5 separate regions of the Homo sapiens genome follow, and regions 1, 2, 3 and 5 are each linked to region 4. A link is a contact called in ENCODE Hi-C or POLR2A ChIA-PET data. All regions are on one chromosome and are shown on one strand. The core of a region is the stretch at or near the end of the contact, and the rest is flanking DNA. Distances in the headings are between cores, read along the strand shown.

The links. Hi-C counts contacts between places; a loop is a spot of excess contacts on that map. ChIA-PET counts read pairs that join two places held with the same protein, here RNA polymerase II (POLR2A). Pooled maps may share reads with other maps.
Region 1: a loop to region 4 is called in a pooled map, with 4 times the contacts of the local background. The contact joins the enhancer-like site here to the promoter of IFT52 in region 4. A Hi-C loop is called at or near these places in 1 of 50 pooled maps. POLR2A ChIA-PET finds 5 or more read pairs at or near these places in 3 of 52 experiments (A673, WTC11 and activated B cell).
Region 2: a loop to region 4 is called in a pooled map, with 5 times the contacts of the local background. The contact joins the promoter of SERINC3 here to the promoter of IFT52 in region 4. A Hi-C loop is called at or near these places in 9 of 50 pooled maps.
Region 3: a map of CD8-positive, alpha-beta T cell shows a loop between it and region 4 (3-fold over the local background). The contact joins the promoter of TTPAL here to the promoter of IFT52 in region 4. A Hi-C loop is called at or near these places in 1 of 168 maps with a recorded cell type or tissue (CD8-positive, alpha-beta T cell), 1 of 37 single-sample maps with no recorded cell type and 6 of 50 pooled maps. POLR2A ChIA-PET finds 5 or more read pairs at or near these places in 1 of 52 experiments (OCI-LY7).
Region 5: a loop to region 4 is called in a map of CD8-positive, alpha-beta T cell, with 26 times the contacts of the local background. The contact joins the promoter of FITM2 here to the promoter of IFT52 in region 4. A Hi-C loop is called at or near these places in 2 of 168 maps with a recorded cell type or tissue (CD8-positive, alpha-beta T cell and naive thymus-derived CD4-positive, alpha-beta T cell) and 11 of 50 pooled maps. POLR2A ChIA-PET finds 5 or more read pairs at or near these places in 1 of 52 experiments (Panc1).

The regions. Positions count from the first base shown.
Region 1 is chr20:44,585,032-44,587,731 of GRCh38, forward strand. The region is part of intron 1 of PKIG (cAMP-dependent protein kinase inhibitor gamma); the gene reads left to right. Among named protein-coding and RNA genes, the nearest start is that of PKIG, 3.8 kb to the left of the region's middle. Within about 2 kb of position 1,425, at least 7 of the 41 ENCODE cell types and tissues checked have a DNase peak (open chromatin) inside an H3K27ac peak, as active enhancers do.
Region 2 is chr20:44,520,690-44,523,414 of GRCh38, forward strand. It overlaps SERINC3 (serine incorporator 3), which reads right to left and starts at 1,381. Exons shown (of 10, transcript NM_006811.4): 1 at 1,224-1,381. The coding sequence starts at 1,262. RefSeq lists enhancers at 592-1,144, 1,063-1,372, 1,279-1,573.
Region 3 is chr20:44,474,400-44,477,128 of GRCh38, forward strand. It overlaps TTPAL (alpha tocopherol transfer protein like), which reads left to right and starts at 1,475. Exons shown (of 5, transcript NM_001039199.3): 1 at 1,475-1,592. RefSeq lists an enhancer at 1,271-1,360 and a silencer at 1,451-1,580.
Region 4 is chr20:43,589,558-43,592,257 of GRCh38, forward strand. It overlaps IFT52 (intraflagellar transport 52), which reads left to right and starts at 1,380. Exons shown (of 14, transcript NM_016004.5): 1 at 1,380-1,497. RefSeq lists an enhancer at 1,502-1,571.
Region 5 is chr20:44,309,913-44,312,612 of GRCh38, forward strand. It overlaps FITM2 (fat storage inducing transmembrane protein 2), which reads right to left and starts at 1,290. Exons shown (of 2, transcript NM_001080472.4): 1 at 1,064-1,290. The coding sequence starts at 1,236. RefSeq lists enhancers at 137-866, 813-902, 867-1,596, 1,193-1,342.

The sequences.
Region 1 (2,700 bases), core at 175-2,674, 1.0 Mb after region 4:
TGCTTCATCCCAGCCCCGCTGGGATCTTGAGATTTGGGGTAATCAAAAAAGGCATCCTTTTTCCTAAGGTGGTGGTGAGGAGGTGATGTTCTGGAAGGAAGGTACCTAGACTTTGTGGTCCCTGCCAGGAAGTGGAGAGTGGAAATGTGGAATGCCTCACACTCCTCAACTAGGTAGGCCTTCATGTACCAGATGAGGGTGGCTTTCAGTTCTTGTTTTGTGTGTCAAAGTTGCTCCTGTTATCAGTGTGTGTTTGCTGATCTCTCCCACCTCAGTCACTCCCGGCAGTGAGTTTAGGGCATCTTGGGAGTGGAGGTAGGTTGTGGAAAAGATGTGTCCAGAGATCTCATTTGGCTTTGGTATCTTCCTGAAATAAATGTCACACACAGGGCTGGGCATCTTGCATATGCTGACTTCTCTTAATCTTCACAGCAATGATGTGAGGCAGAGATCATCTCCATTTTACACCTAAGAAAGGCACAGAGAGGTGCAGTGGATTGCCCAGAGTCTCACAGCTGGCAGGGGCTAGAGCTTGAGTTCCCAATGAGAACTGGTTGTCCCCGAAGCCCTTGAATATTTCACCATACTGCAGTGCCTTTTTCATATCACCTCCCTGGATCTCAGTTGCTCCATCTGTTAAATGATGACAAGTGAACTCTAGTCAGAAGTCAGAGTGGTGTTTTGTTTTTAATTTGAATGCCTTTAGGCAGGTGTGTTCTCCAGTTCATTACCATTTGCGCATTCCCCTGTGCCCTCTAGTCTCCTGCCTGGCCCCTGGCCCCTGTGGGAATTTGCAGCCCTGCATCTGGTTGGTGTCTACCGTTTCTTTCGATTTAGACAATCTAGAGGGCAGTGAGAAATTGGAAAGGGGTAGCAGGTAAGAGCTCTCGAGTTCAGTGAGAAATTGGAAAGGAATAGCAGGTAAGAGCTCTAGAGTTCAGTGACAAATTGGAAAGAGATAGCAGGTGAGAGCTCTTGAGTTCAGTGAGAAATTGGAAAGGGACAGCAGGTGAGAGCTCTCGAGTTCAGTGAGAAATTGGAAGGGGATAGCAGGTAAGAGCTCTGCTTTCACCGCCTCCTAGCTGGGAGATCCTGGACTGATCACCTCACTTTATAGAACCTACTTCTCTTTCTGTCAAGTGGGGGGTCACAGTCATACTGACCTCAAAGGGGTGCCATGCGGATGAAATGAGATAGGGCTCATAAAGCACTTAGTTAGTACAAAAATACATGCTTAGGATTAGCTGCTCTCAATTTCCAGAAAGAGAATGTCAGCCAATGTACACAGGCATCTGCCCCCTCAGACATAGGATGGCATTTGCATGAGGAACCAGAAGTTATCTTTGAACTCATCATTTTGAAACCCCTGTGATGAACCCTGGAGCTGCCATGTTGGCTCTTCAAACCAAGCCTCAGCATTATTTCCTGTCACCCAGTCAAGTGATGCTGAACCTCAAATCAGCCAGCCAGTGCTGAGGCCAAAAGCAGAAGTGGGTGCTATTCTCTTGGGACCAGAGGACCCTAGCCCAGCCACTTAAGGAAGAAGCTGGTAACAGGTGCTGGCTGTGACAGACAAGAAGCTGAACTGGCCCAATTAACTCTGCCAAATGCTTTCACGAGGGGCCAGAAGCAATTCCTAAGTGGAGACTGAGGTGGAAAATCTAAAGTTCTGGGAAACAGGTTATTAATCATGACCCTAGGCTGAGCTCACTACCTCCTGGAAATCCTTCAGAAATGTCTTAGGAAAACTTGGAGTACTGCTCCTTCAAAGAGTGGTTTCTTTGGAAGTTGCCGTGGGCTCCTATGCTGACTGATTATGAATTGCAGATTAGAACACATAATGTATCCGCTCTTACTGGAGGAAGCTGCATTTCCAAAAAGAAGTCTCTTTAATGTTTCAAGAAATTACAGGCTTTAGCTTGACTCTTCAGAACTGAATAATGGCCCTTCATGGCACCGAAGAAAGTATTTGGTGTATTCTTACTATGTCCCAGGAACCTAGGTCAGTTACTGTTTTAGTACTTTATCAGTGTAGTCTTTAACATTCCATAAATGTACATTGAGGACCTGTTAGTACTAAGCACTGAACTAGAGGACCAGGGTAAAGACACTGCCTCTGGTCTTGTGGAATTCTCTGTGCAACAAGGGAAGATAGACAGAGGAGTGAATAATTTTAATGGCACGTGAAAAGTACTGCAAAAGAAATATGCACAAGTGCTACAAAACACCAGACACTGGATCAGCATATTGTGGAGGTCCTGATCTTGCGCTGGGTTGATTCCTTCTGCTCTCTCCCTACAATTCCTGGCTCTGGGAGCTTTGCCAGCATTTGCATTAGGGAGCAACTGAGAGCTGCCCCTGCTGAAGCACTCATTTCTGGCACCTTCCTATCCCCCGTGGCTTCAGAGGGGTGGAAAGAACACTTCCTTACAAAATGTATGGGCCCCACCTGAGAGGGCCCTGAATCTGAAGTCCAAAGTTGTAGTAAGGAAACAGAGGGACGGGTGACTTTTGTAGTCTAAAATCACCACTGATTTTCCGTTGGTTTGTTTTTATAACATTTATTGTGGATTTTTTTTTTCTGATTGCAAAATTAGAATATGTTCAAGGGAAGAAAAGCTAGATAGTACAGAAAAACACACTTAAAATAAATCATCACTCAGTGATTTCACTTCTCTGTTTTTGAATAAGGGCCTGTCT
Region 2 (2,725 bases), core at 131-2,630, 930 kb after region 4:
CCCAAACCTCACGATAAGGCAATATACCCATGTAACAAAACTGCATATGTACCCTCTGAATCTAAAATTAAAAATACATAAATACACAAAATAAAATACTTTTATAATAAACCAGTAAACATGTTTCCTTGAGTTTTGTGACCAAATTAATCAAAGCCAAGGAGGGAGGTCACGGGAACTTTGATTTATAGGTGGCCGGTCAGAAGCACAGGTAAAACAACCTGAGGCTTGCCATTGGCACAGAAAGTGGGCACAGTCTTGTGAGACTGAGCCCTCCACTTGTGTGATTTGATGCTATCTCCAAGTAGAGAGCTTCGGAATTGACTTGTAGGGCACCAAGTTGGCATCCCCTGCAGAGCTGACTGTTTGCCTGATGTTTGGGGGAAAATCCCCACACACCACACATCAGGTGTCAAAAGTGTGTTGTGAGTACAGCAGGAGAAACTGAGTGTGCTTTTTCTACACACTTGGTCAATTAAATCAGCTGGAGAATGAGGAATCAAGGAATCACGCTCCTCTGAAGTGGGTAAATGAGGGAACTCAGCATATTCTTTTATAGGCCCTATAATTTTCTCTTTAAAATGTTTACAGTTTACAAGGTGATTAAACCTTCACTTCACTGTCACAATCGTTCTCGAAGAGAGGAATGCTGGGGTGATTATCCTCGGATAAATGACTTACAGCAGTCCCAAAATATTCAGGCCCTGGTTTCCAATTTTGAATAACAATCCACAAGGGCTTCTTTCCCTTGCACCTGAACTGCAGACAAGCCTCCGCTAAAACCCCAGCTTTGCCACACACTCTGTAGTTTTGGCAAATCCCGTGCTAGGGGATAAAAATATTACTTGAGCCACCTAGAACTAAATGATGGCACCTTAAGAGGTGCTTCGGGAGGAACCGGAGCCCCTCGCTGGGAGCTGTCATTCCTTGGTCCCTCTCCAGCTCCAGAGGAACCTAGTCAGGAAGCCTCGCAGGGCGGAGCCATCCGAATTGTAAACAATGGCGGCCTAGCCTCTTCCGTTCCCCGAGGAACCCGGAGGGCGAGCCGCCTAAGCTGGACCTGAGGGTATCGCGGATTTGCGTCTGGGGCCCCGGAGACCCTCTGTAGCCCAGGGCCTGCTGACATCCCGAGAGCCTCTGGAGCCAAGGCCCGTGCAGCTCTGGTCTCGAGGCCTTTCCCCGCAAACCGCAGGTCCGGCGAGGACTCGGGACCCCGAACTCACCCAGCTGGCGAGGGAGAAGACACCCAGCACAGCCCCCATGGTGACGCCAGTGATGGAGGTGGCCGGTCCTGAGGCTGCTTTCTAACACGGTGGTAACTGCCAGCTGAGGTGACTCCCCAGAAACATGACGGTTTCTCAGGCCGGAAACGCAGCCTTCCACAGACGCACGGATGCGTCACGGCGTGGCCCCGCCCACCGTCCGCGACCGGAGCGGCAGAGGGGGGCGCCTGTCATTGGCTGAGGGGGAAGGTGGGGCTAAACCATCCTGGGGTTGCAGGAACTGTGAAGGTGTCATTCCTTACATCATTTGTATTCATTGTGCAAAGATCTGGAAGTTACAGAAGTGTACAGAGAGGCACAGTACGCTCAGAATTTATTCTCTAGTTAATAGGAGATCTGACAACATAAATGCACCGTGCCCCAATGTAATGAATACGATGAAGTAGTATGGGGGAATAGGCTTTCAATAAAGGTGTATTTAGTGCCTCCTATTGTAAGGGGAAAGTAATTTAGCTGGGCAGTAGTCTTGGAAGGCTTCTCTGAAGGATTTATTTTTTAATCTGCGAACTAAAGGATGAGTCCAAATTAACCTAGAAACGATGGAAATCGTATCCTAAAATGTGGGATGCACCCCATTTGGGAAAAATGAATGGCTCTAAGGGTGCATGAAGGACATTAAGCGATATTAAACAGCAGAGTGAGAACGTCCCATTTCAAACCAACAGGCTAGTTGTTTGAGGCCAGTATGGTATTTAACATTTTTCTAGTATTTATCTCCCTTTCTAACAGAGTAAAGCCTTCATTTTCCAGATCTCTCAAACAGGCAACCATGCCTGCAGTTTTAAAATATTGTTTTGTTTTGAGGTGTGTGTTAGCAATAACCTTTTCATTTCTTCCGAGCAATGCTGATTTCCCATTTAAGCAGTGATGTAAATATTCCTTTCAAAATACATGTCAAATTTGAGAGTTCACTTAAAGAAGAAAATGAAAACATTTTTTACTTACACATATAATAGTTTAGGTGGAATGTGGCAAACAATGATGATGTCCGGACAACAAGGTGTCACACTTCAATATCTTCTCCTGTGGTGTGTTAATCTTCCCTGATAGATAAAACTCTCTGGAAGGGGATTCATAATTGAATTCCTTCTGGATTGTCAGCCTTTAGTCTGATAAGGGAAATTCATGAAAAGCCCCTCTCTCCATGTGCTGTTCCCCAAGCAATCATCATACCAGTGTGGCATATTTGGGGATGTTATTTCCTGGATTCCTTGAAAATGTATTCCAAATTCATCTTTTACAGAAATGGAATGAGGCTCAAAGTTTGCCCAAGGCCATGAAAAGGGCTGATGAAAGAAGAAAGAGAACTACTCACATTTAATAATTCCTACCTCTCTTTTCCCAGATCCCTCTCCTCACCACACATACACAAATACCAGCTCAAGTCAAGTTGCTTCAGGACCACTGAACTTTCCAGGTAGTCCTTAACATTCTTGCTTCTT
Region 3 (2,729 bases), core at 225-2,724, 880 kb after region 4:
AATGTAAGGATCTTGAGATGGTAAGATTATCCTGGATTATCTGGCTGAGCCCAATGTAATCCCAAGAGTCCTTATAAGAAGAGGGAAGCAGGAGGATCAGTCAGTAGTAGAGGTGACAACAGAAGCCAGAGGTTGAGGTGATTTGAAGAAGGGGCCATAAGCTAAGGAATGCAGGTGGCCTCTACAAACTGTAAAAGGAAAGGAACTGATGCTTCCTCCAAATCCCCAAAAGAATGCAGCCTTGCCAACACCTTGATTTTAGACTTTTGACCTAGAGAACTGCAAGAGAATATATCTGTGTTGTTTCAATCCATGAAGTTTGCAGTAATTCCTTGTAACAGTAACAGGAAAATAATACATAGATTTAGCAAACAAAACAAAATCCAGGATGCCCAGTAGTCATATTTGAATTTCCTATAAACAACAATTTTTAAAGTATAAATGTGTCCCAAATGTTGCATAGGACACACTTATCTGTGTGTATGTGTGTGTGTGTTTGGAAAGGAACATGCTTAAATGTTTATCTGAAATTCAAACTGTAGTGAATGTTATATATTTTGTCTGTCAATCTTAGAAGTGATGAAACTGAGAGCAGGAGTCAAAACTCATGATTCCCAGGTCGCCTCCATACTGCTGCCCCCTGCCCCTCAATCTGGCAGAAACTGCCACGTTCTTGTGGCCCTCATGGGTCACTTCCCATCTTCTTGGGACTCCTCTTGCCCCTGGGGTAGGAAAATGAAAAGACTGTTTAAGGTCGTTTCTTTAGGCTCAGAGTTCTCCTGGACCACCAGAGGTTCTGCCTCAGAGGGACCTAGGAGATTTGCCTCAAAGTTGCAGTTGCACAAAATACTTGCGGGCGGATCTTAATGGACTGGGGTGGGAGTTAGTAAAGCCTTTGTCTGGAGGGAACGTAATGAACCCCAAAGCAGGAAAAAAGTAATTATTGAATCAGGCTCCAGAGCAAGAATCAGGTTTCAGGTAAGGAAACGGAAGCACAAGAAGGAATGGGGACTTGCTCCAGGTCACTCAGTTAATGACAGACAGATGTCCCCTGGTTTGGAGTCTCCCTTTTTGGAGCAGCTAGTCCTGATAGCAGCCATAGTGGGGGGAAGTCTAGAATGCTAATCCTGAGGTCCGGGTTTGAAGCCCTTTACTGCCTTGATTGCCAGTTTCCCTTTCCTGAAATAGGGGAATTGCATAAATATGAGGAGTTAATGAGATCATGGATGTTAAACAACAGGTACATGTTAGCATGTTCTTGGAAAATGGCAGCTTCTTTCCTTCCTTCTCTGAGCCTCAGTTTCCCCATCTATAAGCCGGGTTTGACAAGCGGCTGGTGCCCCAGCTCCTCCCAGCCACTCCAGGTCCGCAGCTCGGAGCTCCGGCAGCCAGGTGGGGACTGAACACCAACGCCGCGGGGAGGCGTCGCACATGCGCGCTCCTAGGCGGAGCCCCGCCTCCCACGCCCTGGATCGTCACTTCCGGCGCGAGAGGCCGGGCAGGCCGGGCAGGGAGTGCGGGTCGGTTCTGCGTGCGCTGCCGGACGAGGCTCCCGCCGCCGATTGACCCGCGCTCCGCCCGTAGTCGGGCCGGTGAGTGCCCGCGAGCCCATCCGTGTGCCCTGGGAGCTGAGGAGAGGGACCCCTGAGAGGGAAGGATAACCGGAAGTGGGGACCAGAGGAGCGAGAGACCCCAGGAAATGGGGACACCTGGGGAGGGGGTGACAGCCGGAAGTGGGGGCCTCGGAAGGTTGTCCACGGGATATGGGGTCTCGGGGGCTCTAGGAGAGATGGCTTCCTGACCTCTCCTTGTTGAGAGGAAGGGGTGGAAAGGAAAGTGATGCTCCAGAAAGGATGGGCTCCAGGTGGGGGAGATCTTTGGCTTCACCGTTACCAATGGTGTCTGCATCTCACTCATATGTCCGCCTGTCAGCTCATTCACCAGCCTGTGACTGAGTCCTGCTGAGCGCTCGGCACTGCTGAGTCCCTGGAGAGTCAACATGAAGCTCCAGGTGGAGGGTACAGATTAGAAGCCCAGGGTGGGGCTAGACGCATCCTTGCTCTGCCTCACCGGGTGTGCCCCCTTGGGCGAATCGCTTAACCTATATCCTCCGCTGATGTGTACAGACCACTGCCATGTGCCCGGCACTGGGGGTGGCAGTGGACATGGCAGACAAGCCCTCTGCCCTCGTGGAACTTAGATTCTAGGGGACAGTCCTTTTTGTCCTCCTTTGTAAAATGGCAACAGTAATAGCGCTCTCACCAAATAACGTGAAGATTAAATGAGGAAATGGGTAAAGGGCTTAGCAATGCTTGATACATGGTAAAATGCTCAAGTATGCATTCTCTTCATTCCACTATAATGTAAGCTTTATTAGGCAAGGAATTGTATTGTTTGCGTCTGTGTTCCCAGTGCCTGTGAGCACAGTGCCTGACATATATGGTAGGTGATCGGTAATTATTTGATAAATGAGTGCGTGGTGAAACTGACTCTAGATAAATGCCCATAGCATTGGACTGTAATTTCTAAAAAAGAAATAGGAACCCAGTTCTGTGGAAAACTGGAGGGAATCACCCTCAGGGAGTTTGGGAAGGATTCACTGAGGTGGTGACATGGCAGCTGAGCCTGAGCTGTCAAGTTAGGAACAAATTAGAAGAGGAAATTCCAGGCAGAGTGTATCAGAAGTGCACGAGTTATTCCAAGGATGATGGGTTATTAGTTTGTTTTGA
Region 4 (2,700 bases), core at 130-2,629:
TCCTGGCCTCAAGCAGTCCTCCCACCTTGGCCTCCCAAAATGCTGGGATTACAGGCAGAAGCCACTTCATCTGACCAAAGAGAATTCTCAAATCACCCTGTTCTCCACTTTCTTTTTGAGACAAGGTCTCACTGTGTTGCCTAGGCTAGAGTGCGGCGGCACCATGACGGCTCACTGCAGCCTCAACCTCCTAGGATCAATCAATCAATCCTCCCACCTCAGTCTCCCAAGCAGCTGGGACTACAGGCGCGCGCCACCACGCCCAGGTAATTTTTCCTATTTTTAGTAGATACCGGGTTTCGCCATGTTGCCTAGGCTGGCCTCAAACTCCTGGGCTAAAGAGATCCACCTGCCTCGGCCTCCCAAAGTGCTGGGATTACAGGAGAGAGCCGCTGCGCCCGGCCCGTCTCCACTTTTAAAATTTCCAGTGACAGAAATTGTGGAAAGCAACACGAGTTGTATGTGTTTTAATATCCTAGATTCGAAGACAAACATAAATGTAAATAAAAACTGTCAGAGCTCTCTGCAATCTTCAGTTTGGGTCTTCCAGGCTGCTGCAGCGTTGTTCACAAATCCACACACCTCTAAAGGCAGGCACAGAGCGCTTTCCTGGGTAGTCGGGTGGCCTGTTGGTAGTTGCAGGCTTCTGGTTTCCCATCTTAATGGCGATGGCAGGGCAACCTGTATTGGTGGTGCTTTTGCACAAGCAGTTCTTTCTGCCGGGAACGCCCTTCCCCAGCCTTTGCCTTAATGAATACCACTCTCTCTTCAAATCTCTGCTCAACAGGGGCGCCTTTTTGACCAGCTTAGTCGTTAGACTCCCTAATACAGTTCATAGTTTTCACATTTTTGTAGAATCTATTCAAGTTCTAACTCCCCGCCATGCTCGCCGGCGCTCAAGCCTAGTACCATGGCAAGCAAAGATGCGGAGTTAATAAAACAGAATTATACGGTTTATCATTCTCAACACTAAACCTGCGCACCCTTTTCCGTTAAGTAGTTCCTAATAGTCCAGCACAGCCTTCCGCCCGGCCCCGCCCTCGCCTGGCTCCACTCTGCTCCTGCGCTTTGGGAATCGAAGCTGGGGCGTTCTCCAACCCCCCCGCGCTGGAAGCCTTCACTATTCTCCTCCCTGTGGGTGGAGCGAAGTTTGGGCACTTGGGTCCTACCGTTGTTATTAGTCTTTACTCGTAATTGATACTAAAGAACAAAATTAAATGGGTTTATTTTTGGTGAAAAGTTAATTCTCCTTATGTTTGGATTTGCCCCTCATGCACCAAATGGTACAGCCCCACATCAGTCAGGCTGCCTACCCCTGACGCCTGCGACGGAGAGGCGCCTTCCGTGCTGTCGTCATCACGTCGGCCGGAGCTAGCGCTGCGTCCTGGGCCACGCCTCCCGGCGCACCGACGCGCCTCTCCGGTTACTAAGCGGCCTTGGATACCTGGCCGCGGGATGCTGGGCGGCGTCAGGTGAGCGGTGGTCGCTGGGCCTCAGGTAAAGGGCGCCAACAGTGGTGGGCCGGCTGGGGCGTTGGTGCGGCCTGGGAGCTGGCGAGGGACTCGCCGCACTCTTCGAGGCCGCTGGGCCGGTCATAGAACATCCAGGGTCCCCCGGGGTGAAGTAAACTGTGGGCGCGGACGTAGCCCGGGTTCCTGGCGCCCCGGCTGGGCGCCCATCTCCACGGCCTCGGGTGGTGCAGGTGTTTAGTCGTTCCGCTGACTATGAAAGAGCATGGGACGAGGAATCGTACAGTCTTAATCTCTCTTCTGTCGTGGCTGCGACCCCTCGGTATTCATGTGGGAAAATACTGATTTGACTGGTAATGTTATTGAAGAGAAAGCGAGAGAATGGTTTGGCAGCGTTACCCAAATATTTGTTATTTTTATAGTTTTAAAGGCCTTATACTATTATTAAGGAAATGCATTTCTGGCTAAGTCTGACAGTACAGGAACGCAGACCTGCTACTCTCACCAGGGGCTGAACTAACAGAACAAAAAAAGATAGATGTATCACGGTGGTGGGACCATGGAGGGGGCAGTTTTTCAACTGGACAAAATGATGTTAAAGTGCTTAAAGAAGGATAAATATGTGAAAGTAGCCAGGAAAATTCTAAAATTAATGCTAATAAGGGAGATTAGCTCTCCAGAACCACCAGATATTATAACATAAAGGTATAGCAATTAAACTAGCATAGAAGATGGGTGCAGCAGTGTGGGCCCGTAGTCCTGGCTACTTGGTAGGCTGAGGCGGCAGGATCCCTTGAGCCCAGGAGTCAGAGACCAGCATGGGTATCAAAAGGAAACCCTGTCTCTGAAAATAAATAAATTAATTTAAAAAGTTTGGGACTCAGCAGGAGCTTACAGGTAGATAAAATATATTAGAACTCAGAATAAGAGCGATTTATATATAGGGATTTATTATATAGGCGAGGTGGTACTGTATTTCAAATCAGCATTGAAGAGATGAATTGGGGTCAGGCAGCTTTTTTAGCAATTTAGAAAATAATTAAACCAGTCGAGCGAGGTGGCTCACACCTGTAATCCCAGCACTTTGGGAGGCCAAAGCGGGTGGATCACTTGAGGTCAGGAGTTCCAGACCAGCCTGGCCAACCTGGTGAAACACCGTCTCTACTATGGCGCGCGCCTGTAATCCCAGCTACTGGGGAGGCTGAGGCAGGAGAATTGCTTGAACTTGGGA
Region 5 (2,700 bases), core at 40-2,539, 720 kb after region 4:
CTATTCTTAGCCCAGCCTCTCAGGGTGGGTGAGGAAGGAAGGTGGACCAAGGACAGAAGGACTTTTTTCTAGGTTCCAATGGATTCTCAGGCACCACCCCCAGGCCTGTCACTAAAATCTTCACTGGGACTGATAAGGAAGATCTTGCCAGAGCCAAGACCCGTCAGGCATTTGAGGAAGCTGCCTGTGAAAGGAACCAGGGTTTTAAGCAGATAACCAAAGTTGGGCTGACTTTCAGGACACGCCAGAGACACTTATTCTGGAAAACACTTAGGCTCACATCAAGGGAGCAGTTTTATCTTTCAGAGTTTCCCTTTATGACCGCAACAGAGTTTTTGTGCAATAAACTTACTAACCGGGAGTTTTGAAAAAAGCAAGTAAGCAAGCAAAGGAGTGGATGGGTGGAGTTAAGGAGATGTCTCAAAGCGCCCAGCTGGGATTGCTTTTCTGGGCCACTGCCATGCATTCTGAGTGGCTGAGATGATCCAAGGAGATCCAGGGGAAAGGGCACAGACTAGGGGGTTCCAGCCCTCTGTGAGTATCTCACAGGCGGGGGCTCTGCCTGTCACAGGCTGGGGCGAGGCTCTTCCACAGGTCGTAAAGGGATTCTGTCACGCGCTGGAGGGATCTGATCTGACGCAGGGTGGGGTCTGCGCGGGGTCTGCCACAGGCAGGCAGGACAGAGGTGAGATGGCATCTCCCAAACAGGGCAGGGGTCAGCTCCTAACTCCAAGGGGAGGCGGGGGAGTGGTGACAGGGGCTGGTTCATCCCCACCCCATTCCACACCCCTACATATACAGAGACACACACGACCCCGCTTGTCACCACCTGCCCAGTCAAGCTCATGCTGCCCAAAGTGGGTCTGCAAACACTAACTGCTAGTGACACCAGCTACCCCGGGGCCTCCCAGGCGTGACACGCGTGCAGATGCTGCTGTCACGGCTAGGAGGAGGACCTCCCCTCCAATGACTCGTCCACCACGGCAGCTAGCACCGGCTTCTCTGGGCGAGGCGACAGCGGGCCGGCTCGGGCGGGGACAGCGGAGGACCGGGGTGCACTCACACGTTGAGGACGTTGCGCTTGTTGCTGAGGTAGCTCTCGGGCAACGGGGACAACTCCTTGAGGAGGGAGCCCGCCAGCATGGAGGCCACCAGGGCCCAGGGCAGGTAGCGCCGCACGGCCGCCCGCACCAGCGTCCCCCGCAACAACCACTCGCAGCGCTCCAGATGCTCCATGCCGGATCTCGTCAGCCACCGTCCTCCTCTCCGTGCCCTCTCGGCCACCGTATCGCCCTTCGCCCGGACCTGCGCCTCCACCTCCCTTCGAGCGCATGCGCACTGCCCGCGAGTCCCACAGCTTGAGGCGTGCTTGGGCTCCGGAGCCCGCGCGCTCCCCCTCGTGGCCGCTGCTGCCTCTGGCGCGTGACGGTCCCCGAACTCGCTCGTCTCCTCTGCGCTCTCCTGGCCGCCTCCTCTCCCCGAGCCTCCGCGTCTTGCTCTGGTCTGGGAAAAAGCGCTTGTGAAAGTATTTGCTGGAGGCTGGAAGAGGATAAATGTAGCCCTGGAGAATTGGAGCAGTAGTCACAGCATCATTTGATCTTTCTTGGAGCCTCGGAGACACCTCTGCCATCTGAGTCTTAGTTTTCTCATCTGTAAAATGCGAGAGACAAGAGGAGATCAACCTTTCCCAAAAGCTAGTTTATGAGCTCAGGGGTTCATTACGTTGGCACACGTAGAGGGACATGAGATGAAGTTTCCTTAGGAATAATTATTGTATTTATTTATTTATTAGTTAGTTGGGGGGGGGTCCCTCTCTGTCGCCCAGGCTGGAGTGCAATGGCACCGTCGCAGCTCACCGCAACCTCAAATTTCTGGTCTCAAGCAATACTCCCACCTCAGCCTCCCGAGTAGCTGGGACCACAGGCGGGCACCACCACACCTGGCTAATTTTTTTTATTTTTATTTCTGTAGAGACAGGGTTTTGCTTCGTTGTCGAGGCTGGTCTCAAACTCCTGGGCTCAAGCGATCCTCCTGCCTCGGCTTCCTAAAATGCTGCAATTACAAGTGTGAGCCACCACGCTCTGCAGTTATTAAATTAATTAATTAATATAATTAATTTATTTAGAGACATAGTCTCGCTCTGTTGCCCAGGCTGGAATGCAGTGGCGCGATCTCAGCTCACTGCAGGCCTCTGCCTCCCAGGTTCAAGCGATTCTCCTGCCTCAGCCTCCCGAGTAGCTGGGATTACAGGCACGCACCACCACACCCAGCTAATTTTTGTATTTTTAGTAGAGATGGGGTTTCACCATGTCGGCCAGGCTGACCAACTCCTGTCCTCAAGTGATCTGACCTCTCCAAATCTTAACCTCAAGTGATCTGCCAGCCTTCACCTCCCAAAGTGCTGAGATTACAGGAGTGAGCCATCTCACCTGGTGCAATTATTACATTTAAAGTTTAAATTTCTAAATTTATTTTCACCTGGGCAACACAGTGAGACTCAGTATCTATAAGAAATAATTTTAAAAACTAGCTGACTTGGTGGCTCAGGCCTGTGGTCCCAGCTACTCAGGAGGCTGAGGTGGGAGGATTGCTTGAGCCCAGGAATTTGAGGTTGCAGTGAGCTGTGATGGTCCCATTGCACTCCAGCCTGGGCCACGGAGCGAGACCGTCTTAAAAAGCACACAAAGAAACACAAAACAG